Regions from separate parts of the Homo sapiens genome. Here region 1 is linked to region 2. A link is a loop called in an ENCODE intact Hi-C map of the cell type or tissue named here. Cell type or tissue: sigmoid colon. All regions are shown on one strand. Each heading gives the region's core, and the rest is flanking DNA. Links, peaks and the distances in the headings are about the cores only. Region 1 overlaps GGA1 (golgi associated, gamma adaptin ear containing, ARF binding protein 1). Region 2 holds the start of LOC124905159 (small nucleolar RNA U13).

Evidence for each region. Peaks named below come from ENCODE experiments on the same cell type or tissue, not always from the same donor. Only the 100,000 strongest peaks of a DNase experiment are listed, where the experiment ranks them.
Region 1: it touches region 2 in a loop (4-fold over the local background); 21 of 110 quality-filtered maps call a loop at or near these places.

The regions. Positions count from the first base shown.
Region 1 is chr22:37,622,430-37,630,429 of GRCh38, forward strand. GGA1 (golgi associated, gamma adaptin ear containing, ARF binding protein 1) reads left to right here. Exons shown (of 17, transcript NM_013365.5): 8 at 898-1,038; 9 at 1,123-1,204; 10 at 2,540-2,647; 11 at 3,368-3,520; 12 at 7,033-7,097; 13 at 7,569-7,741. Among named protein-coding and RNA genes, the nearest start is that of SH3BP1, 13 kb to the right of the region's middle. In sigmoid colon, for the core only: a CTCF peak has its summit at 1,306 (motif pointing right); DNase peaks (open chromatin) are centred at 1,342, 1,747 and 3,952; H3K27ac peaks cover 2,992 bases.
Region 2 is chr22:37,783,750-37,800,394 of GRCh38, forward strand. It overlaps LOC124905159 (small nucleolar RNA U13), which reads left to right and starts at 1,777; the gene lies at 1,777-1,884. In sigmoid colon, for the core only: a CTCF peak has its summit at 8,266; a DNase peak (open chromatin) is centred at 8,272; H3K27ac peaks cover 223 bases.

The DNA of each region.
Region 1 (8,000 bases), core at 1-8,000, 170 kb before region 2:
AACTTTTTTTTTTTAATTGAGACAAGATCTCATCCTGGAGTGCAGTGGCACGATCATGGCTCACTGCAGCCTCGACCTCCTGGGCTCAAGCGATCCTCCCACCTCAACCTCCCAAGTAGCTGGGACCAAAGGCACACGCTACAGCGCCCGGCTAATTTTATTTTTTGTAGAGACAGCATCTCCCTTTGTTGCCCAAACTAGTCTGTAACTCCTGGGCTCAATGACCCTCCCATCTCGGCCTCCCAAAGTGCTGAAAAAAAAGTTTCAAAGCTGGATGTGGTGGCTCATGCCTGTAATCCCAGCACTTTGGAGGCCAAGGTGGGAGGACTGTGTGAGGCCACTTTTCACTCTGCAAAGGAGGGGCACGCACAGTAAGCGGAGGGGCAGGGGAAAGCCGGGCTGCTCCCAAAAGCAGCCTTTGAAGGCACGGGCTCCCCCATCTGCCAGGCACCGACAGACACTGGAAGGGTCTTCCTGCTCGTTTCCAGGCTGTACCTGGTGACCACAGAGGTCCCCTTGCACTATGAAGTACAGGAACCTCCTTTGAAAGGGCAAACACAAGGAGGGCAAGAGTCACTGAGAACCACAGTGGAGGTCTAGGGCCCTGGGCCTTCAGAAGCACCTGGTGAGGGGTTTGGAAACCCAGGTTCCTGGGCCATCTCTGAAGATCCTGATGAGCTTGTGCAGAGGCCTGGGCACTGGGGGCTTCTTGGACCAGCGTGCCCTTCCTAGGCATGAGGGGCTCCTGGCAGGGCCTGCTGGAGCCCCACCCAGAGTGTGATCCCACAGTCACCCAGCTGTCAACCCAGATCCCAGCACACATTCTCTCAAGTGGCAGGGGGCAGTGCCTCGTCCAGGCCAAAGGTTCTCAGGGGCCCTTGGCCAATGTGTCCCCAGGACCAGAAGCGGATGGAGAAGATCTCGAAGAGGGTGAATGCCATCGAGGAGGTGAACAACAATGTGAAACTGCTCACGGAGATGGTGATGAGCCACAGCCAGGGCGGCGCAGCAGCTGGCAGCAGCGAGGACCTCATGAAGGTGCACCTGCCTCCCTGCCTACCCCACTCCCTGCCCACTCCACAGCCCACGCGGACCCTGACCCGCCCATCCTGCTGCCCTCAGGAACTGTACCAGCGCTGTGAGCGGATGCGGCCCACGCTCTTCCGACTGGCGAGTGACACAGAGGACAATGATGAGGCCTTAGGTGAGCCCAGGGCAGGTGCTGAGGTCAGGTCCCCCCCTCTCCCTCCACCTCCTGCCCCCACCTCCCCCAGGCCCTGCTAAGTATCTGCAGTTGGAAGGAGCCACCACCAGGGGGCCCCCTTCTCCAGCACCGACCTTGGGTTTCTCCTCTCTGAGGACACAGAGCAGGGGCCGCCCCCCTGTTGAGAGGCCCTGTGGGCCAGCCCCCTTAACAGGCATCTTATTTACTACCCGCAGCTGCACAGGAGGCAGACCCATCCCCTTTTCACAACTGGGGCTAAGGGAGGAAAATGACTTGCCCAGATCACAGAGCAGAACAGTGGCAGAGCCAGGGGAGACGGAGGGCCATCTGCCCCCAGACCTTCCTCCCTAATGAGGGTGAATGGAAGCTAAGAGTGCATCCCACAGCCCAGGCAGTTCCAGACCTGAGCCTGACGGCTTCTGCCAGGGCCACATACCAGGTTCTTTTCCTTGATCTCTGCCCACGTGTCAGCCTGGGCCACTTGGGCTGCGGTCTGGGTACCATCCACTCCCTCATTAAGCAGGAGCCCCACCCACAAGGCTCACTGCCCAGATTGCCCCACACCCTGGCACCTGGGGAAGGCAGTGTTGCCGAGGGCCTGATTGGTGCCAGGCACTGTTCTAGGCCCTCAGGGATCTGGCACTGATCAAAGTTTGCAAAACGCCGGGTGCAGTGGTTCACACCTGTAATCCCAGCATTTTGGGAGGCCAAGGTGGGAGGATTGCTTTAGTCCAGGAGTTCAAGACCAGCCTGGGTAACATAGAGAGACCCAGTCTCTATTTCAAATATATTTATATTAAAAAAAAAAAAAAAAGGTTGACAAAAACTTCCTCATGGTAGTTTAGTGAGAGGAGACAGACAATAACCAAGTCCATGAGCACCGACAGTTCGTCACGGTGGTGAGTGGCATGGAGGAAGAGAAGCAGGGAAGGGATGAGGTGGTGCAGGAGGGATTTAGGACAGGCCTCCCTGAGGTGAGCCTTGGGTGAAGACCTGAAGGCAGTAAGGGATGAAGCCATGCAGAGATCTGGGGCAGCCAGAGAGCAGAGCTGGAGTGGAGGCCTGGAGGCGGGAGCGGGCCCAGTGTGTTGAGACAGCCCAGGCAGTATGGCAGGGAGTGAATGAGGGAAGGGTGGGAGGTGAGACCAGGGAGGTGGCGGAGGGCCAGAGTCTCAGCAGACGAGATGGGCTGTTTCCCTGCCCCTTTCCCTTCCCCTCACACACAGGCTGTGATGGATGTGGGGTCCTCGTCCCCTGCCGCCCAGAGGCCCCCACAGTCCTTCAGCCTGGCCTCTCCCCTCCTGCCTGTTCCAGCGGAGATCCTGCAGGCCAATGACAACCTCACCCAGGTGATCAACCTGTATAAGCAGCTGGTGCGGGGTGAGGAGGTCAACGGTGATGCCACAGCCGGCTCCATCCCTGGTGAGGAGGTGGCAGGAGAGCTGGGAGGGCACCCATCAGGCTGGAGGGGCACAGAGAGTGCAGGGTGGTGTGCTGGTCTCAGAGCGGCTGGAATGACTGCCAGGGTGACCCTGGCCCCTTAAGATGGGGAAGGCCCCAGGGAGGGAGCTGGGGGTGAAGTCTGTGCCAAGCCTGCAGCTGTGGGGGAAGAAGTCTGGTGGGGGAGCTGAGGGTTTGGTGAGGACAGGCAGAAGAAGGAAGGCATTCTTTCATTTGACAAATCTGGCACCTGTTGTATAGGGCTAGATGACACCCCAGAGGCTTTATGTATCAGAAAATGCGAGGGGGGTTAGAAAAGTAAACATTACAGACTCAGGTCTAATAAGGGTAAGATGGCAGCCTTGGGGGGTCACAAAAGGGGTTAGAATTGGTTCTGTTAGGGAGAAGTGGAGATGGAGGCGCTGCACGGAAGCAGCCAAGTTTCAGCAGGGCCTTAAGGATGGGTAGCAGTTTGCCCAGTAGAGCTAAGAAGGAAATACATTCCGGACAGAAGTACCATCATATGCCAAAGAGAGGTCCTGTTGAGCAGTTTCCAGGCAGGGGCTGGTGTGGCCAAGGAAGGGGAGGCAGGAGACCAGTGGTAAAGCATCGGGGGTTAGGTGTTGCTCCCCCGCAACCCCTGTGGACTCTGAGAGACACGTGTACACCCAGGACTTGCCAGCCTCTTCTTTCCCACCCCAGGGAGCACCTCGGCCCTGCTGGATCTCTCAGGCCTGGATCTCCCGCCTGCGGGCACCACCTACCCAGCTATGCCCACCCGCCCTGGCGAGCAGGCCAGCCCTGAGCAGCCCAGTGCCTCAGTTTCCCTGCTTGACGACGAGCTCATGTCTCTGGGTGAGGAAGGGGCCAGGCCTGGAGGAGGGCGGGCTCAGCAGCAGATGGGGCATGATCCCAGGGCCCACTCACAGCTAGCGGAACCACGTACCCCAGGTGTGGATCCTGTGGGGCACGTGGATGAGCATTAGGCCCACTTCACAACTGAGGAAACTGAGGCTCGGGGAAGTTAGGAGCTTGTGCGAGGCCACACGGCCAGAGGGTGAGGCTGGCAACCTCTAAGCCGGCCTCGGATAAGCTAACCAGCATTCAGGCTCTGGCAGCCTGGGGGGAAACCAGGGGATTTCCCCGCAACAGGTTAGAGCCTGGAATTGAGAACTGTCTGGGCAAAAGTTCAGCAGTTTCTTCATCCACCAAGAGGAGAGGGAGGGCTCTGGGCTCCAGAGCACCCAGAGGCTCCAGAGAAGCCGAGGCCAGAGCGCGAGGGACTCGGTGATCCAAGCTGGTCCAGGGCCAGGCCTGCTGTTACTCCCGGGCAGGCTCCGGCTCCAGAGCCCAGCAGGGGCCAGGCTTCCCCGGGGGGAAGCAGCAAAGCGTTCCCAGCTGCCCAAACCATTTTTGGGTTTCCAACTGCTCTCAGGGCAGCAGCCCCATCCGAGAGCTGAGATCAGAACAGCCTCCTCCTGAGAGCCACTGAAGGGATGAAGAGCAGATACGTTAGGGCCACATCAAAGGAATCCTCAGGGATATGTTGGAAGCCAAGATTCAGACTGTGGTTTCCTGAGCCAGTTCTGAAGCAAAAACCAGACCCGAAGGCCTTGAAGAAGTGATGGGGACCCGGGGCGCCCTGGGCGGGGTCTGCCTGGGTTCCAGGAGTGCTTCCTTTGGTGGTGCCCACTACTGCACTCTGTCCTGTCTTAGGTGACCCTCACGGTCTCTGCAGGCAGGTGCCGTTAATAGCCCCACTGCACAATGAGGAAACGGCAGCACAGAAAGGCGCGGTGGCTCACGCCTGGAATCCCAGCACTTTGGGAGGCCAAGGCAGAGGGATTACTTGAGGTCAGGAGTTTGAAACTAGCCTGGCCAACATGGCGAAACCCCATGTCTATTAAAAATACAAAATTAGCTGGGCGTGGTGGCACATGCCTGTAGTCCCAGCTACTGGGGAGGCTGATGCAGGAAAATTGCTTGAACTGGGGAAGCAGAGGTTGCGGTGAGCCGAGATGGCACCACTGCACTCCAGCCTGGTTGACAGAGCAAGGCTCCGTCTCACAAAAAAAAGAAAAAGAAAAGGAAAAAGAAAGGCTGGGTGACTTGTGCAGAAAGGGCTCTAGGACTTGAGCTGGGCTCTGATCCTGAAGCCACACTCTGAGCAGCTGGGCTGCTCTGACTCGTTGTTCATAAGCAAGGAAAAGGAAATGAGGACCCGGAGTGTGGAGGGAGAGCTGAAGGGGAAGGAGAGCTGAGGGGAAAGGAGGCCCAGTTGTGAGCTCCCTTTGTGAACCCAGCAGCCAGCACCCTCCCTGAAGCTGCTTACGAGCCCCATGCAGCCGCCCCCTCTTCATTCAGAGCCAAGGGTGACCGCAGGGAGAGGACCTTTACCCCATTCTACAGAGAAGTAAAGGACGGTCAAGGGACAGGAACGTTCATACAAGGTTTATCTTCCCCTGTGGAGCCAGCCCTGGGTGGCAGCTACCTGAGGGGCAGTGGGTGGGGAAGTACTGCAGGGCCACCAGCCCCCAGCCAGCAGCTGCAGCACCACCTCCACAAGAGAAGCGAGATGCAGCCGCACTTCCTGTCCCCGCACTGCACTGGCATAGTTCTGAGCCACCAGCTTCCTTCTGTTTTCCTCTCAGAGGCAAAGCATGGGGGCACAGGAGCCGGAAGTGCCAGGGCAGCCTGCAGCCTGGGCCTGGGGAATGGAGGAGGCCCTGGGGCCACACAGGGGGCTGGTCCTCACTCTTCACGGCAGGGGTGGGAGACAGGTTCCTGTCCCTCAAGGAGGGTGTTCAGGCAGCCTTAACCTCCCCCGTCTCAAGTGATCCTCCCATCTCAGGCTCCTGAGTAGTTGGGACTACAGGTGTGTGCCACCACACCCGGTTAATTAGTTTATTTTTAGTAGACACACGGTTTCACCTGTGTTGGCCAGGCCGGTATTGAACTCCTGGCCTCAAGTGATCCACCCACCCCAGCTTCCTAAAATGCTGGGATGACAGGCATGAGCCACTGCGCCCACCTCTTTTTGGTTTTGAGATGGGGGTCTCACTATATTGCTCAGGCTGGTCTCAAACTTCTGGCTTCAACTAATCCTCCCATCTCAGCCTCCCAAGTAGATGGGACCACAGGCATTGGCTAATTTTTTTTCCTTTTATTCTTTAGGGGTAGAGTCTCTATGCTGCCAGGGCTTATCTCAAACCCCAGCTTCAGCCTCCCAAATAGCTGGGATTACAGACATTAGCCACTGCACCTGGCTGGTGTCTCCATTTTACAGATGAGGCTGTCACCCCCCAATATCACACAGCCAAGTGGCAGAGTTGTGTTCAAATGCTGGCAGTCAGGCCATGCTCTGTCTGAGTCCAGACTCTGCCACTTTCTAGCTGTGTGTTCTCGGGCAGGTTATTTACCAACTTTGAGTCCATTTTCTTATCCCTAAAAGAGGGCTGAGAAGCTCACCCCTACCTTTGAAGGTTGTTTGAGGATTAAGCAAGACCAGCATCTGAAGGGCCTGAAGCATCTAGGGCATCATCAGTGCACTTTATCTCTGGCCTCTAAGAAGTGCATCTAGAAGGGACCCACTGTCACAGCTTCCTGGTACCCTTGCCTTTGCCTGTCAGGTAGCACTTCGGTTTGGACCTCACTTTTTCAGGATTTGTTGGAAACAAGATCCCTTATCTTCTCTAGGTCAGATTTGGGGTGAACTTGGCTGACAGTATTCCAGGGCAGGCAGAGGTCAGGCTGGCTGGTGACCTGCTGCCTCCTTCCCATCGGCAGCTAGTTCTAGGGCCATCCACAGGGATCCCCAGCCCTCCATAGTACCAGTGAGCCTCACTGGCATGTGCCAGGGCCAAGAGGGCCTTCAGCGTCGCCTCCAGTCCAGCCCTGTCCTCGTATTCTTGGGGACACTGTGGCTCAGCCAGCACAGTGCCTAGCCCACAGTCACCCAGCAGGCGTCCCTCGAGTGGGCCAGTGGCAGGCACAGAGCTGCTCTCCCCTTGCCTGGATGCGTGAGGAAAGGAACCTCTTCTCCCTGCAGCCCAGCCCTGCAGGCTCTCTGCTGCCAGATGACGAGTGAAGATGAAAGTCCTGATGTCTATTGTCTGTGTGCACAGAGCTTTGGAGTGGCCTGGCCAGGAAGAGGGGAAGCGTGTGTGGGGTCAGCACAAGGGGTTGCCGGGATCTTGGTTACTGGTTCTGCTCTGCTGCTGGTTCCCTCTGAAAATGTGGGTTTCTCCCCTCCGTGCTGAGCCTCAGAAAGGGGTAGGGAGCCCCATGCCAGCACACATGGCCCCTCGGCTCTCTGGCCTCTGCAGGGTCAGCCCAGCTCCTTCACCTCTCTCCTGCTTTCCCCTCAGGCCTCAGTGACCCCACACCCCCTTCAGGCCCAAGCCTGGATGGTACCGGATGGAACAGCTTCCAGGTAGGAGGGGACCACAAACTAGTCTGGCCTGTCCCAGTCCCAGGGTCAGGGCAGCTGGGACAAGTGGCCTGGAGAAACTAAAAGGATGGATGGGCTCTACTCAAGAGCCCAGGGCCAGGGGGTGGCCCAGGGGCCTGGAGACACCCACCCAGGGTACAGGGCCTCCCCTTACCTCCAGCTGTATCTTCCCCAAGTCTCAGCCTTGGGGCTGCAGCCCAGCCTTTGGGATTGGGATTGAGATGGGCAATCCCTCTTCCTTTCCCTTGAGGGTGACAGAGGTCCCTGGATTGTAGAACCCCCAACCAGACCCAGCCACCCTGCATCATGGACATGGGTGGTCTGGGGTCCCCACCTCTGTGGCTGCTTTCCCAGATGTCATTTGCAAGGAGGACACTGAGCCTCAGGGCAGGATCAGGTGATGCTGACACCTCTCTAGACAGCCCCACCCCACCTGCATCCTTTTCCCCACAGTCGTCGGATGCCACTGAGCCCCCAGCCCCTGCTCTGGCCCAGGCCCCCAGTATGGAAAGCCGACCCCCAGCGCAGACATCCCTGCCAGCAAGCAGCGGTCTGGACGACCTAGACCTCCTGGGGAAGACCCTCCTGCAGCAGTCGCTGCCCCCGGAATCCCAGCAAGTGCGGTGGTGAGGGCCCACCATGGCTGGCATGGGGTGGGGAGCACTCCCTGTTCCCACAAACCAGCAACTTCTCCTGGGCTTGTCCAGGCCCAGCAGGGAGAGGCTCGTTGCTGTCTTGTTTTGTAAGCAGCAGATGCCAAGCAGTGCACCTGCCTCTGGAAACACAACAGTGCCCAAGGCAGACCTGGGCCCACTGGCCTGGCCTCCCCCCAGGTGTTCCCAGCTCCCTTGAGAAAGGTCCAGAGGGCCGGCAGAGGGGAGGACA
Region 2 (16,645 bases), core at 4,266-12,265:
TGATGTGGGGGTGGGAGGCGCTACAGGGAGAACTTCACAGGGGCCTGGCTGGCCCTGACCCTTTGGACTCCAGCAGATTCTCACCATCTCCTGAGGAAGACAGGTTTATAGGTGTCCCTGGCCCCCACCCCAGGGTGTCCCCACAACCCAACTCCAATCTCATGCAGTCTCTCCCCTCTTCACTCATTCAGTTGCTGAAAGTCTGTGTCATCTACTAGCTGTGACCTCAACTGTGGCATCTCCAGAGCCACATTCCAGCTGCTCCCACGTGGCTGTGTCCTCACTCAAGAGCAGGACAGCTGGCTGCACTGGCCAAGTGTGTCTGAAAGTTGACAGGAACATTCATTCCAGCATTAGAAGGAAGTGGGCCAGGTGTGGTGGCTCACACCTGTAATCCCAGTACTTTGGGAGGCCGAGACGGGGGATCACCTGATGTCAGGAGTTTGAGACGAGCCTGGCCAACATGGTGAAACCCCGTCTCTACTAAAAATACAAAAATTAGCCAGGCGTGGTGGCAAGTAGTGCCTGTAATCCCAGCTACTTGGGAGGCTGAGGCACGAAAATCGCTTGAACCCGGGAAGCAGAGGTTGCAGTGAGCCTAGATCATGCCATTGAACTCCGGCCTGGGTGACAAGAGCAAAACTCTGTATCAAAAAAAAAAAAAAAAAAAGGAAACTGTGTCCTGTGCAGATTTGCATCTGTGTTTATTCATGCTTAAACCTCTCCAGAAGGATTTGCACACATACATTTGTGCACACACACCCCCAGGGTGAGGGAACCCAGTGTGAAGGGGCCCTGGACACACAAGACCCTGGGAATAGTGGTTGCCTCCTCGGGGAGGGAGCCAGAAGGCCAGGGGACAGGGGTGGTGGGACACATTTCAGTGTTAAATGCTTTCATATGTTCTGCACTATTTCCCATGTGCATGTGATATTTATTCCAAAATAAAGTTTTAAAAAATACTAAAATAGTCCTGAACGGAGCATGGTAGGGGAGTGGCAGGGCTGGCACCAAACTCAGGGCTCACTGGCTGGCTCTGCCACACACCTGCTTCAATCAATGATCTTCCCTGGAAATTCACTTCCTCACCTGAGATGAGATGAAGAAATGGGATTAAGTGAGGCCCTGAGCGTGGCCAGGCCCACTGAGTCTGAGTAGCAGCTGTTATTCCTGTTAATATCCTGGTCAAGCCTGTTCCAGGCACCTGAGTGACACAGACATGAAGGGACACGCCCTGTCCCTGCGCTCACCCTGCAAGGGCAAGGGGAGAGACAGCAACACCAGGGAGAGCTGATGCAACTGACCCGGTGCAACTAACTCGGCCAGAGGAGCCAGGGAAGGCTGCACAGGACAGGTGACGCCTGCACCGAGGCTTCAAAGATAAATAGGTGTAATCGGGGGACCAAAGGAGAGAGGGTGCTCCAGGCTGGGGAAGCAGAGCCTGCCAAGACTGTAAAAAACTCATGCTGGGCACACCCACGTCCACAGCATGTAAACAGAGCCATATATGCACTCATGAACACCTGTGCTCACAGCTGCCCCATTCTATACACTCCTGCTCACATACACAGCCCATGTGCATGCCTGTATATGCCCCCCATGTGCACAGCAGACCGCCTGCCAGTTACCTGTGTGACCCACTTATGTCTCTCAACCTCTCTGGGCCTCAGTTCGCTCACCTCTTACATGTGGAAAATGACAGGGACATGGTGAGTGTTATATGAGACAGTACCTGTGGAGCACTAAGGGCAATGTCCAGTAAATGTTCGCTGTATGATCCTTTTGTCGTTCATAAGCATGACGATTGGGCTTTCATGCTCATGCATGAGATGGGCCTCCCTTCAGTCTTGTTACAGGCCGGCTCTGTGGCTCATGCCTGTAATCCCAGCACTTTGGGAGTCCAAGGTGGGAGGATTGCTTGAGGCCAGGAGTTCAAGACCAGCCTGGGCAACACCGTGAGATCTCATTTGTAGAAAATGTTTGTTTGTTTGTTTGTTTGTTTTTAATTAGATGGGTGCAGTGGTGTAGCTGTGGTCTCAGCTACTAGAAAGGCTGAGGTGAGGCCAGGCGCGGTGGCTCACGCCTGTAATCCCAGCACTTTGGGAGGCCAAGGTGGGCGAATGACAAGGTCAGGAGTTTGAGACCAGCCTGGCCAACATGGTGAAACCCCACCTCTACTAAAAATACAAAAAATTAGCCGTGCGTGGTGGTGGGCACGTGTAATCCCAGCTACTAGGGAAGCTGAGGCAGGAGAATCACTTGAACTCAGGTATAGTGTCTCACGCCTGTAATCCCAGCACTTTGGGATGCTGAGGTGGGCGGGTCGCTTGAGCCCAGGAGTTTGAGACCAGCCTGGGCAACATGGCAAAACCCAGTCTCTACAAAAAAAAATTACAGTCCCAGTCCCAGTCCCTCTCCCTCTCCCTCTCGGCCTCCCTCTCCCTCTCGGCCTCCCTCTCCCTCTCGGTCTCCCTCTCCCTCTCGGTCTCCCTCTCCCTCTCTTTCCACGGTCTCCCTCTGATGCCGAGCCAAAGCTGGACGGTACTGCTGCCATCTCGGCTCACTGCAACCTCCCTGCCTGATTCTCCTGCCTCAGCCTGCCGAGTGCCTGCGATTGCAGGCGCGCGCCGCCACGCCTGACTGGTTTTCGTATTTTTTTGGTGGAGACGGGGTTTCGCTGTGTTGGCCGGGCTGGTCTCCAGCTCCTAACCGCGAGTGATCCGCCAGCCTCGGCCTCCCGAGGTGCCGGGATTGCAGACGGAGTCTCGTTCACTCAGTGCTCAATGGTGCCCAGGCTGGAGTGCAGTGGCGTGATCTCGGCTCTCTACAACCTCCAACTCCCAGCCGCCTGCCTTGGCCTCCCAAAGTGCCGAGAGTGCAGCCTCTGCCTGGCCGCCCATCGTCTGGGACGTGAGGAGCCCCTCTGCCTGGCTGCCCAGTCTGGAAAGTAAGGAGCGTCTCTGCCTGGCCGCCATCCCATCTGGGAAGTGAGGAGCGCCTCTTCCCGGCCGCCATCCCATCTAGGAAGTGAGGAGCGTCTCTGCCCGGCCGCCCATCGTCTGCGATGTGGGGAGCGCCTCTGCCCCAACGCCCCGTCTGGGATGTGAGGAGCGCCTCTGCCCGGCCACGACCCCGTCTGGGAGGTGAGGAGCGTCTCTGCCCAGCCGCCCCATCTGAGAAGTGAGGAGACCCTCCGCCCGGCAGCCGCCCCGTCCGGGAGGGAGGTGGGGGGGTCAGCCCCCCGCCCGGCCAGCCGCCCCGTCCGGGAGGTGAGGGGCGCCTCTGCCCAGCCGCCCCTACTGGGAAGTGAGGAGCCCCTCTGCCCGGCCAGCACCCCGTCTGGGAGGTGTACCCAACAGCTCATTGAGAACGGGCCATGATGACAATGGCGGTTTTGTGGAATAGAAAGGGGGGAAAGGTGGGGAAAAGATTGAGAAATCGGATGGTTGCTGTGTCTGTGTAGAAAGAAGTAGACAGGGGAGACTTTTCATTTTGTTCTGTACTAAGAAAAATTCTTCTGCCTTGGGATCCTGTTGATCTGTGACCTTACCCCAAACCCTGTGCTCTCTGAAACATGTGCTGTGTCCACTCAGGGTTAAATGGATTAAGGGCGGTGCAAGATGTGCTTTGTTAAACAGATGCTTGAAGGCAGCATGCTCGTTAAGAGTCATCACCACTCCCTAATCTCAAGTACCCAGGGACACAAACACTGCAGAAGGCCAAAGGGTCCTCTGTCTAGGAAAACCAGAGACCCTTGTTCACATGTTTATCTGCTGACCTTCCCTCCACTATTGTCCTATGACCCTGCCAAATCCCCCTCTGCGAGAAACACCCAAGAATGATCAATTAAAAAAAAAATTACAAAAATTAGCCAGGCATGGTGGCTTGTAGTCCCAGCTACTCGGGAGGCTGAGGTGGGAGGATCACCTGAATCGGGAGGTTGAGGCTGTGGCGAGCTATGACTGCACCACTGCACTCCAGCCTGGGAGACACAGTGAGACCCTGTCTCAAAAAAAGAAAAAAAGTTTTTGGCCTGCCGGGTGTGGTGGCTCACACCTGTAATCCCAGCACTTTGGGAGGCTGAGGCGGGCGGATCACCTGCGAGACCACTCTGGCCAACATAGTGAAACCCCATCTCTACTAAAAATACAAAAAATTAGCTGGGCATGGTGGCGGTGGCGGGCGCCTGTAGTCCCAGCTACTCGGGAGGCTGAGGCAGGAGAATCGCTTGAACCCGGGAGGCAGAGGTTGCAGTGAGCCGAGATCGTGCCATTGCACTCCAGCCTGGGCAACAAGAGCAAAATGCCATCTCAAAGAAAAAAAAAAAAGAGCTTTTGGTCTTTCAAACAAACTACATTAAGAAGAGATTCCTACATTTTAAAAACTTAGGGCTCCGAGGTCAGGAGATCGAGACCATCCTGGCTAACACGGTGAAACCCCGTCTCTACTAAAAATACAAAAAAAAATTAGCCTGGCGTGATGGCGGGTGCCTGTAGTCCCAGCTACTTGGGAGGCTGAGGGAGGAGAATGGCGTGAACTCGGGAACAGAGGTTGCGGTGAGCCGAGATCACGCCACTGCACTCCAGCCTGGGCGACAGAGCGAGACTCTGTCTCAAAAAAAAAAAAAAAAAAAAAAAGTAGAGCTGAAGCCTAGGCAATATAGTGAGACCCTGTCTCCACAAAAAAAAAAAAAAAAAAAAAAAAAAAAAAATAGAAAAAATTAGCTGGGTATGGTGGCAGGCCTGTGGTTCCACGTACTGGGGAGGCTGAGGTGGGAGGACTGTTTGAGCCTGGGAAGTTGAAGCTGCAGTGAGTCGTGATTGTGCCACTGCACTCCAGCCTGGGCAACACAGAGAGACCTTGTTTCAAAACAAACAAACAAAGGAACAAACAAACGAACTTAAGACTGGACACAGTGGCTGCTGCCTATAATCCCAATACTTTGGGTAGCTGAGACAGGAGGATTGCTCGAGCCAGAAGTTCAAGGTTACACTGAGCACGTGAACGTTACATGCACCACCGCATTCCAGCCTGGGCAATAGAGCGAGACCCTGTCTCAAAAATATTATTAATAAATTAAAAATAGGCCAGGCGCGGTGGCTCACACCTGTAATCCCAGCACTTTGGGAGGCCGAGGTGGGTGGATCACCTGAGGTCAGGAGTTCAAGACCAGCCTGGCCAACAGGGTGAAACCCCATCTCTACTAAAAATACAAAAAAAATCAACTGGGCATGGTGGCGGGCGCCTATAATCCCAGCTACTTGGGAGGCTGAGTCAGGAGAATCACTTGAAGCCAGGAGGTGGAAGTTGCAGTGAGCCGAGATGGTGCCACTGCACTCCAGCCTGGGCAACAAGAGTCAAACTTGGCCGGGCGTGGTGGCTTACGCCTGTAATCCCAGCACTTTGGGAGGCCGAGGCAGGTGGATCATGAGGTCAGGAGATCGAGACCATCCTGGCTAACAGGGTGAAACCCTGTCTCTACTAAAAATACAAAAAATTAGCTGGGCATGGTGGCGGGCACCTGTAGTCCCAGCTACTCAGGAAACTGAGGCAGGAGAATGGCGTGAACCCGGGAGGTGGAGCTTGCACGGAGCCGAGATCGCACCACTGCACTCTAGCCTGGGCGACAGAGCGAAACTCTGTCTCAAAAAAAAAAAAAAAGAGTGAAACTCCGTCTCAAAAAAATAATTAATTACAAATAAATTTTTAAAAATTAAACAGTAAAAACTCAAGTAAAGTCACGTGGAACTGCCAATCAAAGCTTTGGATCAGTGGAAGAAAATCCATTGCTCCCACACTGAATGGATATAAAGCTTAGCCAAAAACAAAGATACTTAACATGGTCATGAACCTCTGCTGCCTTGTTTTGGGTAAACACGTCATTTCTGTCCAGGTGTCTGAAATACCAAGGATGATACAGCTAATACTTAACTGCTAATACTAAAACAGCTAATACTTAAACTGCACTTACTTTGTGTCAGGAATTCCATTTTTTTGTTTTTTTTGAGACGGAGATCTGTCTCCCAGGCTGGAATGCAGTGGCGCGATCTCGGCTCATTGCAACCTCCGCCTCCCGGGTTCAAGTGATTCTCCTGCCTCAGCCTCCCGAGTACCTGGGATTACAGGCACGTGCCACCATGCCCGGCTGATTTTTGTATTTTTAGTAAAGACAGGATTTCACCATGTTGGCCAGGCTGGTCTCGAACTCCTGACCACAGGTGATATACCCCCCACTCATCCTCCCAAAGTGCCAAGACTACAAGCATGAGCCACTATGCCCGGCCTGTGTCAGGAACTTCTAAGTGAGATATATAATGATATATAACTCATATGATATCTATCATTTGCTACATACAGAGTATGTACACACGTATGTATTTATAACATACATATCCATTTAGTCCTCAAGAAAACTCTATCAGGCAAATGCCATTATTATCGCCAATTACTATAATGCCCAGGGGAGGAAACTGAGGCACAGAAGGGTCATTATTATTTTTGCCAAGACCCTCATACTTATGACTTGGAAGGGCTGGGATTTGAAACCATACAACCTGGACCTCCAGTACTTGGGCCTCACCACTATGCTAGACTTTGGGACTTCTAGCAGATAGAAGAAGTCCATCCAAACCTTCAGTTTACAGGATCACCCACATGGCCCAGAGAGGATTAGCAAATGCCCTCAGGTCACACAGCAGATTTGGGTGCTTCTCCTACCAGCCCACATTGCCTCCTAAGGTATGTTTAACATCTTTAATGTCTATGGGGGAAGGGCCCTAAACGTTTCTGAAGAAACCCACTCCTCCCTGCAAGCAGCGCTGTGTGCTCCACCCCCAGCCAGCACCAAAGCATATGTGAATACCTGCAGGGACTGATGCCAGCTGCATTTGGGCCCCAGTTGGGCATGGCCCTCACCAGAGAGCAGTCCCTGTTGTCCCTGGTGCTTGTCACAGCACCAGTTAGTGCATTGAGAGTATGGTTCATGGAGGAGAAAATATTTTCCCAGCCGGGCATGGTGGCTCCCACCTGTAATCCCAGCACTTTGGGAGGCCAAGGCAGGTGGATCACTTGAGGTCAGGAATTCAAGACCAGCCTGGCCAACACAGTGAAACCGCATCTCTACAAAAATACAAAAATACAAAAATTATCCGAGCATGATGGCAGGTGAAACCCCCGTCTCTACGAAAAATACAAAAAATTAGCCAGGCGTGGTGGCGCGTGCCTGTAAGTCCTAACTACTCGGCAGGCAAAGGTGGGAGAATCTCCTGAGCCAGGGAGATAGAGGCTGCAGTGAGCCAAGCCACTGCACTCCAGTCTGGGCAACTGGAGTGAGAGAGACCCTGTCTCAAAAAAAAAAAAAAAAAAAAGTAATACACATGGCCAGCCGCAGTGGCTCACGCCTGTAATCCCAGCACTTTGGGAGGCCGAGGCTGGCAGATCACCTGAGGTCAGGAGTTCAACACCAGCCTGGCCAACATGGTGAAACCCCTCTCTACTAAAAATACAAAAATTAGCCAGGCGTGGTGGCAAGTAGTGCCTGTAATCCCAGCTACTTGGGAGGCTGAGGCACGAGAATCACTTGAACCAGGAGGCGGAGGTTGCAGTGAGCCGAGATCGTGCCACTGCACTCCAGCCTGGGCGACAGAGTGAGACGCAGTCTCAAAAAAAAAAAAAAAAAAAGACACGCTTATTGTTTATAAACTAAAACAGTATAGAAGTGTATAAACTAGGCTGGGCGCGGTGGCTCACGCTTGTAATCTCAGCACTTTGGGAGGCCGAGGCAGGCGGATCACGAGGTCAGGAGATCGAGACCACGGTGAAACCCTGTCTCTACTAAAAATACAAAAAATTAGCCGGGCGTGGTGGTGGGCGCCTGTAGTCCCAGCTACTCGGAGAGGTTGAGGCAGGAGAACGGCGTGAACCCGGGAGGCGGAGCTTGCAGTGAGCCGAGATTGCGCCACTGCACTCCAGCCTGGGCGACAGAGTAAGACTCTGTCTCAAAAAAAAAAACAAAAAAAAAACCAAACAAACAAACAAAAAGAAGTGTATAAAGTAAAAAATAACAGTGCACTGTGACCCAAATCCATTTCTCAGAGAAAATCATTACTATGAACATGGAGTGTCCACACATGTACACGCACTCACGGGCCACTTCACCAGCTTGGAGAACAACCCTAGCCACAGTGCTTGCGGTTGCTTTTTTAACCAATCTCTCCTGCATCCTCATTCATTTATTGTTAAGAAGCCCAGCATCTCCCTCTTGAGGTCTCTTCCAGAATAGTCTGGGAATCCCAAGGACTCACTCTGTCCAAAGAAGGCCAGTCCTACTCTGCAAGGCCTAGTGGTGCACTGCGTGGGCCCCGAGGCAGTCCTCTCAGTTCACTCCAGGAGCTCAGCTCCCTGAAAGGAAAATGATGCCAAGCCAGGCGCAGTGGCTCACACCTTTAATCTTAGCAATTTGGGAGGCTGAGGCAGGTGGATCACTTGAGGTCAGAAGTTCAAGACCAGCCTGGCCAATATGGTGAAACCCCATCTCTACTAAAAATACAAAACTTAGGCCGGGCACAGTGGCTCACACCTGTAATCCCAGCACTTTGGGAGGCCGACGTGGGCGGATCACCTGAGGTCGGGAGTTCAAGACCAGCCTGACCAACATGGTGAAACCCCATCTCTACTAAAAATACAAAAATTAGCCAGGCGTGGTGGTGCATGCCTGTAATCCCAGCTACTTGGGAGGCTGAGGCAGGAGAATCGCTTGAACCTGGGAGGCAGAGGTTGCAGTGAGCCGCGATCGAGATTGCGCCATTGCACTCCAGCCTGGATGACAGATCCAGACTCTATCTCAAAAAAAAAAAAAAAAAAAAAAAAAGAAGAGGAAAGAAAGAAAAAGGAAATGACGCCAGAGTGGGCAGGTCCAACAGGACTTTCAGCCCAAACCACACATGGCACCTGTGTCCCTCACCAATGCCTGGCCTCTGGCACTGAGCTTGGGTCACCTGTCCACATCTACTTCCCATGGAGTGAGTTATTTCCTTTGAGGCATGAGTGTCCTCTCTGCCAGCTGGACAGGACTGTCCTGATGGGTCAGATAGCAGCTAATCCTATCAGGAGAGAGGAACTGGGGCCCAATCTCATTTCTCTTGGCGGTCCCCAGACTAGCCACAAATTTGCCCACCTCCTGCCAGGTTAAGAGAAAGGCAGTTTTGAGAGTTGATTAAGAGCATGGAGTTTCCTGTAATCCCAGAACTTTGGGAGGCCAAGCTGGGAGGACCACTTGAGGCCAGGAGTTCAAGACCAGCCTGGGCAATATAGTGAGGCCCCATCTCTACAGAAATTTTAAAAATTAGCTGAACGTGGTGATGCGCACCTGTGGTCCCAGCTACTTGGGAGGCTGAAGCAGGAGGATCACTTGAGCCCAGGAGTTCAAGGTTGCAGTGAGCCATGATTTGTGTTTCAGCCTTAGTGACAGAGTGACACCCTGTGTCACAAACAAATAAACAACAACAACAACAAAAGGCCAGGCTTGGTGGTTCACACTTGTAATCTCAGCACTTTGGGAGATAGAGGCGGGTGGATCACCTGAGGTGAGGAGTTCGGAACCAGCCTGGCCAATATGGTGAAACCCCGTCTCTACTAAAAATACAAAAATTAGCTGGGCGTGGTGGTGGGTGCCTGTAATCCCAGCTACTTGGGAGGCTGAGACAGGAGGATCACTTGAACGTGGGAAGTGGAGGTTGCAGTGGGCTGAGACTGCACCATTGTACTCCAGCCTGGGCAACAAGAGCGAAACTCCGTCTCCAAAAAAAAAAAAACAAAACAAAAAAAAGAGCATGGAATTGGACTGCTTTAGGTAAGTTCCTTCCCCACCTGTCAAATGAAGTGATAACAACAGCAAAAGACCGAATGTTAATACCTACGGATAGATCACTTAGCACAGTGTGGGCAGATAGTAACTGCTCAATAAATGGGAACTACTGTTACATACCTGTATGTAGTTCTCTAATATCCCTATTTTATAAAAATGAGGTCCCCCCATATTTTTCTTAGCTTCCTTTTGTCAATTAATATATCATAGACATTTTTCCAGGTCTGCACATGTAGCCTCCTCTATGTGAGAGCCGCATGGCCTTCCAAAGGACGCCGTCCATGCAAGAGGCTAAACTATGTCTGTGGGTTCAAAACCCTCAGTCTGTGCCATGGTGCTTTAAAACTTGGAAATGGCTCATACCTGTAATCCCAACACTTTGGGAGGCCAAGGTGGGAGGATCGCTTGAGCCCAAGAGTTTGAGACAAACCTGGGCAACATGTGAAACACTGTCTCTACAGAAAATACCAAAATTAGTATTTTTGGTGTGGTGGCATGTGCCTGTAGTCCCAGCTATTTGGGAGGCTGAGGTAAGAGGATCGATTGAGCCCTGGAGTTCAAAGCTGCAATAGCCATAATTGCACTCCAGCCTGGGCTACAGAGAAGACCTGTCTTAAGAAACACAAACAGGCTGGGCGCGGTGGCTCACGCCTGTAATCCCAGCACTTTGGGAGGCCCAGGCGAGGGGATCACGAGGTCAGTAGATCGAGACCATCTTGCACTCCAGCCTGGGAGACAGCGAGACTCCATCTCAGAAAAAAAAAAAAAAAGAAAAAGAAACACAAACAAAAACAAACTTGGAAATTAGTTAAGGTTTAGTTCAGTTAGATCAGTTAAAGTTTAACTGTTAAACTGTCACCTGCATTTTTATTTCTTTGTCTGGAAATGTGTGTTTGTCTTTCTGTTCATTTGACTTCTAACCCACATGGGATGGGTTTTCCTAACTTGGGAGAAGCAGGTGAGAGGTCAGCCTCCACAGGGTGAGGCTGTCAAGGAGGAGGGGGGAACCAGGACAGCCAGTGGCCAGGGCAGGACAAAAGAAGGCCGGCCATCTTTGTTTTGTTTTGTTTTGTTTTGTTTTGTTTTGTTTTGTTTTGTTACGAGGCAGAGTCTTGCTGTGCCTCACCCAGGCTGGAGTGCAATAATGAGATCACAGCTCATTGCAGCCTCCATCTCCCGGGTTCAAGTGATTCTCCTATCTCAGTTTCCCGAGTAGCTGGGGCTACAGGCGTGCGTGTGCCATCACACCTGGCTAATTTTGTATTTTTAAAAATTATTTTATTTTATTTTATTTTATTTTATTTTGAAACGGAGTCTCGCTCTGTCACCCAGTCTGGAGTTCAGTGGCACGATCTCGGCTCAGTGCAAGCTCCGCCTCCCGGGTTCATGCCATTCTCCTGCCTCAGCCTCCTGAGTAGCTGGGACTATAACCGCCTGCCACGACGCCCAGCTAATTGTTTTGTATTTTTAGTAGAGACGGGGTTTCACCTTGTTAGCCAGGATGGTCTCGATCTACTGACCTCGTGATCCACCCGTCTTAGCCTCCCAAAGTGCTGGGATTACAGGCGTGAGCCACCGCGCCCGGCCTATTTTGTATATTTTTAGTAGAGATGGGGTTTCACCATGTCTGCTGGGCTGGTCTCGAACTCCTGACCTCAGGTGATCGTCTACCTTGGTCTCCCAAAGTGCTGGGATTACAGGCGTGAGCCACTGTGCCCGCCTTTTTTTTTTTCTTCTTTTTGTTGTTGTTGGTTTTATTTATTTATTTGGACAGAGTCTCACTCTGTTGTCTGGGCTGGAGTGCAGTGGTGCAATCTCAGCTCACTGTAACCTCTGCCTCCCAGGTTCAAACGATTCTCCTGCCTCAGCTTCCAGGGTAGCTGGGATTACAGGCGCCCACCACCACACCCAGCTTATTTTTGTGTTTTTGGTAGAGACAGGGTTTCACCATATTGACCAAGCTGGTCTCAAACTCCTGATCTCAAGTGATCTGCCCACCTCGGCCTCCCAAAGTGCTGGGATTACAGGCGTGAGCCACCGTGCCGGGCCATGCGCCATCTTTGTTTCTGTTCCAGATGCCTGGGAGTCCTTCCATCTCTTCCCTCACCCCCCACAGCCAACCCTTTAGCAAGGACTTTTCCTCAATATTTCTCATATCTGCCTCTTCCTTCCACCCCCACGGCCACCACTTTAATTCAGAACTTGGATCACTGAGATGGCCCCTAATGGTTTCACTGCCTTCTTCTGCCCTTCCCTAGTCCATTGTCCATATGGCAACCCGGGGCAGGTGCAGTTTGGAAAGGAGGTGGCACTACCTGGTAATGCTGAAGCTGTGTATACTTCTAGCTCCTTCCCCTTTGCACCAGGGCACTTGCAGTAGGAAAGTCACAGCGACATTGTCTGCAAAGCAAGAAACTGGAAATGTCCAGGCACAGCAGCTCACGCCTATAATCGCAGCACTCTGGGAGGCCAAGGTGGGTGGATCACTTGAGCCCAGGAGTTTGAGACCAGCCTGGGCAACATAGTGAGACGCCCATCTCTATAAAAAAAGAAGAAAGTGGAAACAACTCAAATCTCCATCAACAACAGTGGATTCTTTTCCTGTTGCTGCTCTAACCAGTTACCCCAAACTCAGCGGCTGAAACACACACATTTATTATCTTACAGAGCTGGAGGTCAGGAGTCCAAAATGATTTTACTGAACTAAAATCAACAAGTCAGCAGGTATGCATTTCTTCTGCAGGCTCTAAGGGAGAATCTGGTTTTTGCCTTTTTTTCTGGCTTTCAGAAGCTGCCTGCTTTCCTGGGTTCATGGGTCCTTCCATCCTAACGTCAGCAGTAGTGGGCAGGCCTTTCTCAGGACACTGTCTCTGATTCTGACTCTTCTGCCTCCCTCTCTCCCATTTAAGGATCCTTGGCCGGGCACGGTGGCTCACGCCTGTAATCCCAGCAGTTTGGGAGGCTGAGGCAGGCAGATCACCTGAGGTCAGGAGTTCGAGACCAGCCTGACCAACATGGAGAAACCCCGTCTCTTCTAAAAATATAAAATTAGTCAGACGTGGTGGCGCATGCCTGTAATCCCAGCTACTCGGGAGGCTGAGGCAGGGGAATAGCTTGAACCCAGGAGATGGAGGTTGCAGTGAGCTGAAATTGTGCCATTGCACTCCAGCCTGGGCAACAAGAGCAAAACTCCGTCTCAAAAAAAAAAAAAAAATTCCTTGTGATTCCACTGGGCCCACCAGGATAATCCAGGATCATCTCCCATCTCCAGGCCGGGTGATTAGCAACCTTTGTTCTCCCTTGCCGTTAAAGGAACATTTTTGAAAGTTTCAGAGATTAGGATGTGGTCATATTTACAGGCCATTTTTCTGCCTCCCCACACAGTTACCCACACAGTTACCCATCGCATAATAGGGCTGGGGCTGGGGGATGTGAGCAGAATCCCTCCATACCCAACATATAACCACGCGAGGCCCCCAGCTGAGGGCCCGGTGTGTTGGGCAGAGAGCTGAAGGCAGGGGAACACTGTCCAGTCGCTGCACAGCAGTGTGAGGAAAGGAAGAGGAGTCGTCTGTAAAAACCCATTGACTGTGCTCATTTCACACTGCGTGCCTCTATCAAAACATCTCTAGCCAGGCGCGGTGGCTCATGCCTGTAATCCCAGCATTTTGCAAGGGTGAGGCAAGCAGACCACCTGAGGTCAGGAGTTCGAGACCAGTCTGGCCAACATGGCAAAACCCCGTCTCTACTAAAAATCCTAAAATTAGCCAGGGCCTGGTGGCGCGTGCCTGTAATCCCAGCTGCTCAGGAGGCTGAGGCAGGAGAATCGCTTGACCCGGGAGGCAGAGGTTGCAGTGAGCCGAGATCATGCCACTGCCCTCTAGCCTGGGCAACAGAGCAAGACTCCATCTCAAAAACAAAACAAAACAAAACAAAATCTCATGTATCCCATACATATATACATCTATTATATACCCACAAAAATTAAAATTAAAAAAAAGAAAAAAACAAAAAATCCCCATTGACTGTACTCTCTGTTATATTCCTGGGGCCCTCAAATGTTGATTACTTTTCAGTTTTGAGAATCTAAGTGACACCTAGCCTGGACAGGAGGAGGGGAGAGCCCCTGTTTCTGGCAGGTTTCTAAGAGGAATCACAGGACTGGGCTGAGAGGAGGGGACCCAGCACCCAGGCTAGAGCAGCCACCCCTCCATCCCTGAGTGAGGGGCCATCTGCTGCCCCCCGCCTCTCCCTCGCCCCCACCCCCGCCTCTATCTCAAGCCTTGCTCCTTTCCCCTCGGGTGCCTCCACCTGCCGTTTGCCCCGTCCTCACAGAGTGTGAATCTTGACTCAAAGTGTGGACGTCAAAGCCCCTTGGAAGTGGGAAAGGCCCAGGCGGGTGCAGATTGTTTATTTGCTTGCTGGGTGCTGGGTGTGAAAGGAACAGACACGTGCTTGCCTCGTGGGGCTCAGTCTCTAGTGGGGAAGATGGGCACTGCTGTCATTGTAAAGTGTGATTTTGTGAAAAGTGCTAAGAAGGAAAGGACAGGGGCTATGAGAGGGGGTTGTGGAGTCCTAATTAGGAAGGAGGAGTTGAACTGGTGAGATTGAGGGAAAGCAAAAAGCGAAAGCAGGTAAGCTCTAAGTGTGCCTTTCTTCATGCTCCAGAACACATGCCCTCCTGCACAAATAATTCACAATCTTCCTGCAACCAGCCATCACCAGACGCTCAGCTGACAGAAAATTGCAAATTAGCTCACTGCAACCTCGGCACTATCAGTACTGCGTAAAGCCCTCTCCAGCATACAGCACGAGCACCATCCTGTCCCGTCCCTAGCAAGCCTCTGTCTCCTTGCAGACAGCCCCTTCTCTGCTGTGCTGCCTGTTGCAAATTTGCAACGCATTTTCTTTTTCTTTTTTTCTTTCTTTTTTTGTTTTTTGAGACGGAGTCTCGCTCTGTCGCCCAGGCTGGAGTGCAGTGGCGCGATCTCGCCTCACTGCAAGCTCCGCCTCCCGGGTTCACGCCATTCTCTTGCCTCAGCCTCCCAAGTAGCTGGGACTACAGGTACGTGCCACCACTCCCGGCTAATTTTTTTGTATTTTTAATAGAGATGGGGTTTCACTGTGTTAGCCAGGATGGTCTTGATCTCCTGACCTCGTGATCCACCTGCCTCAGCCTCCCAAAGTGCTGGGATTACAGGCGTGAGCCACCGTACCCGGCCTTTTCTATTTTTTTTTTTTTTTTGAGACAAGTTTTCACCGTGTCACCCAGGCTGGAGTGCAATGGCGCAATCTTGACTCACTGCAATCTCTGCCTCCCAGACTCAAGGGATTCTCCTGCCTCAGCCTCCCAAGTAAATGGGACTACAAGCATGTGCCACCACGCCCGGCTAATTTCTGTATTTTTAGTAGAGATGGAGTTTGCCATGTTGGCCAGGCTGGTGTTGAACTCCTGACCTCAGGTGATCTGTACGCCTCAGCCTCCCAAAGTGCTGGGATTACAGGCGTGAGCCATCACTCCCGGCTGCAACATATTTTCATACCTTCTCTAATAAATGTGCCTTTCTTTACCTATAACTGTCTTGGTAAATTCTTCTTACTCCTGGGCTACTGGCCTCAGATAGTTGCCGCTCACCTGAGACAGGGGTGACAAGACGGCTTATTCATAGAAAGCATAATGACCAAATTAGAAGAACTGGGATATCCATCACCTTAAACATTTATCTTTTCTTTATGCTGGGAGCATGCAAATTATTCTCCTGTAGCTATTTTTGAAGTATACAGTGGGTTATGGTTAACTGCAGTCACCCTACTGATCTATGGAACACTATGTCTTATTTCTTCTAGCTAACTGTATATTGTACCCATTGATCAGCTTCTCTTCTTCCTCCCCTCCTTGCTATCCTTCCTGGCCTCTGGTAACCACCAATTTACTCTCCATCTTTGTGAGATCCACTTTTTTTTTTTTTTTTGAGTCGGGGTTTTTTAGTAGAGACGGGGTTTCACCATGTGAGCCAGGATGGTCTCCATCTCCTGACCGCGTGATCCGCCCATCTCGGCCTCCCAAAGTGTTGGGATTACAGGCGTAAGCCACCACGCCCAGCCTTTTTTTTTTTTTTTTTTTGAGACGGAATTTTACTCGTTACCCAGGCTGGAGTGCAATGGCACGATCTCAGCTCACCACAACCTCCGCCTCCCGGGTTCAAGCAATTCTCCTGCCTCAGCCTCCCAAGTAGCTGGGATTACAGGCATGCGCCACCACGCCCAGCTAATTTTGTATTTTTAGTAGAGACGGGGTTTCTCCATGTTGGTCAGACTGGTCTCGAACTCCCGACCTCAGGTGATCCTCCCGCCTCGGCCTCCCAAAGTGTTGGGATTAGAGGTGTGAGCCACTGCGCCAGGCCGAGATCCCCCTTTTTTTTTTTTTTTTTTTTGAGATGAAGTCTCGCTCTGTTGCCCAGGCTGGAGAGTGCAATGGCGCAATCTGGGCTCACCGCAACCTCCACCTCCTGGGTTCAAGTGATTCTTCTGCCTCAGCCTCCTGAGTAACTGGAATTACAGGCGCCTGGCACCACGCCCGGCTAATTTTTGTATTTTTAGGAGAGATGGGGTTTCACCACGGTGACCAGGCTGGCAAAGATCCACTTTTTTAGTGTTCATGTATGAGTGAAAACATGCAATATTTGTCTTTCTCTGCCTGGCTTATTTCAGTTAATATGATGACCTTCAGTTCCATCTGTGTTGTTGCAAATGACAGGATTTCCTTCTTATTGGTGGCTG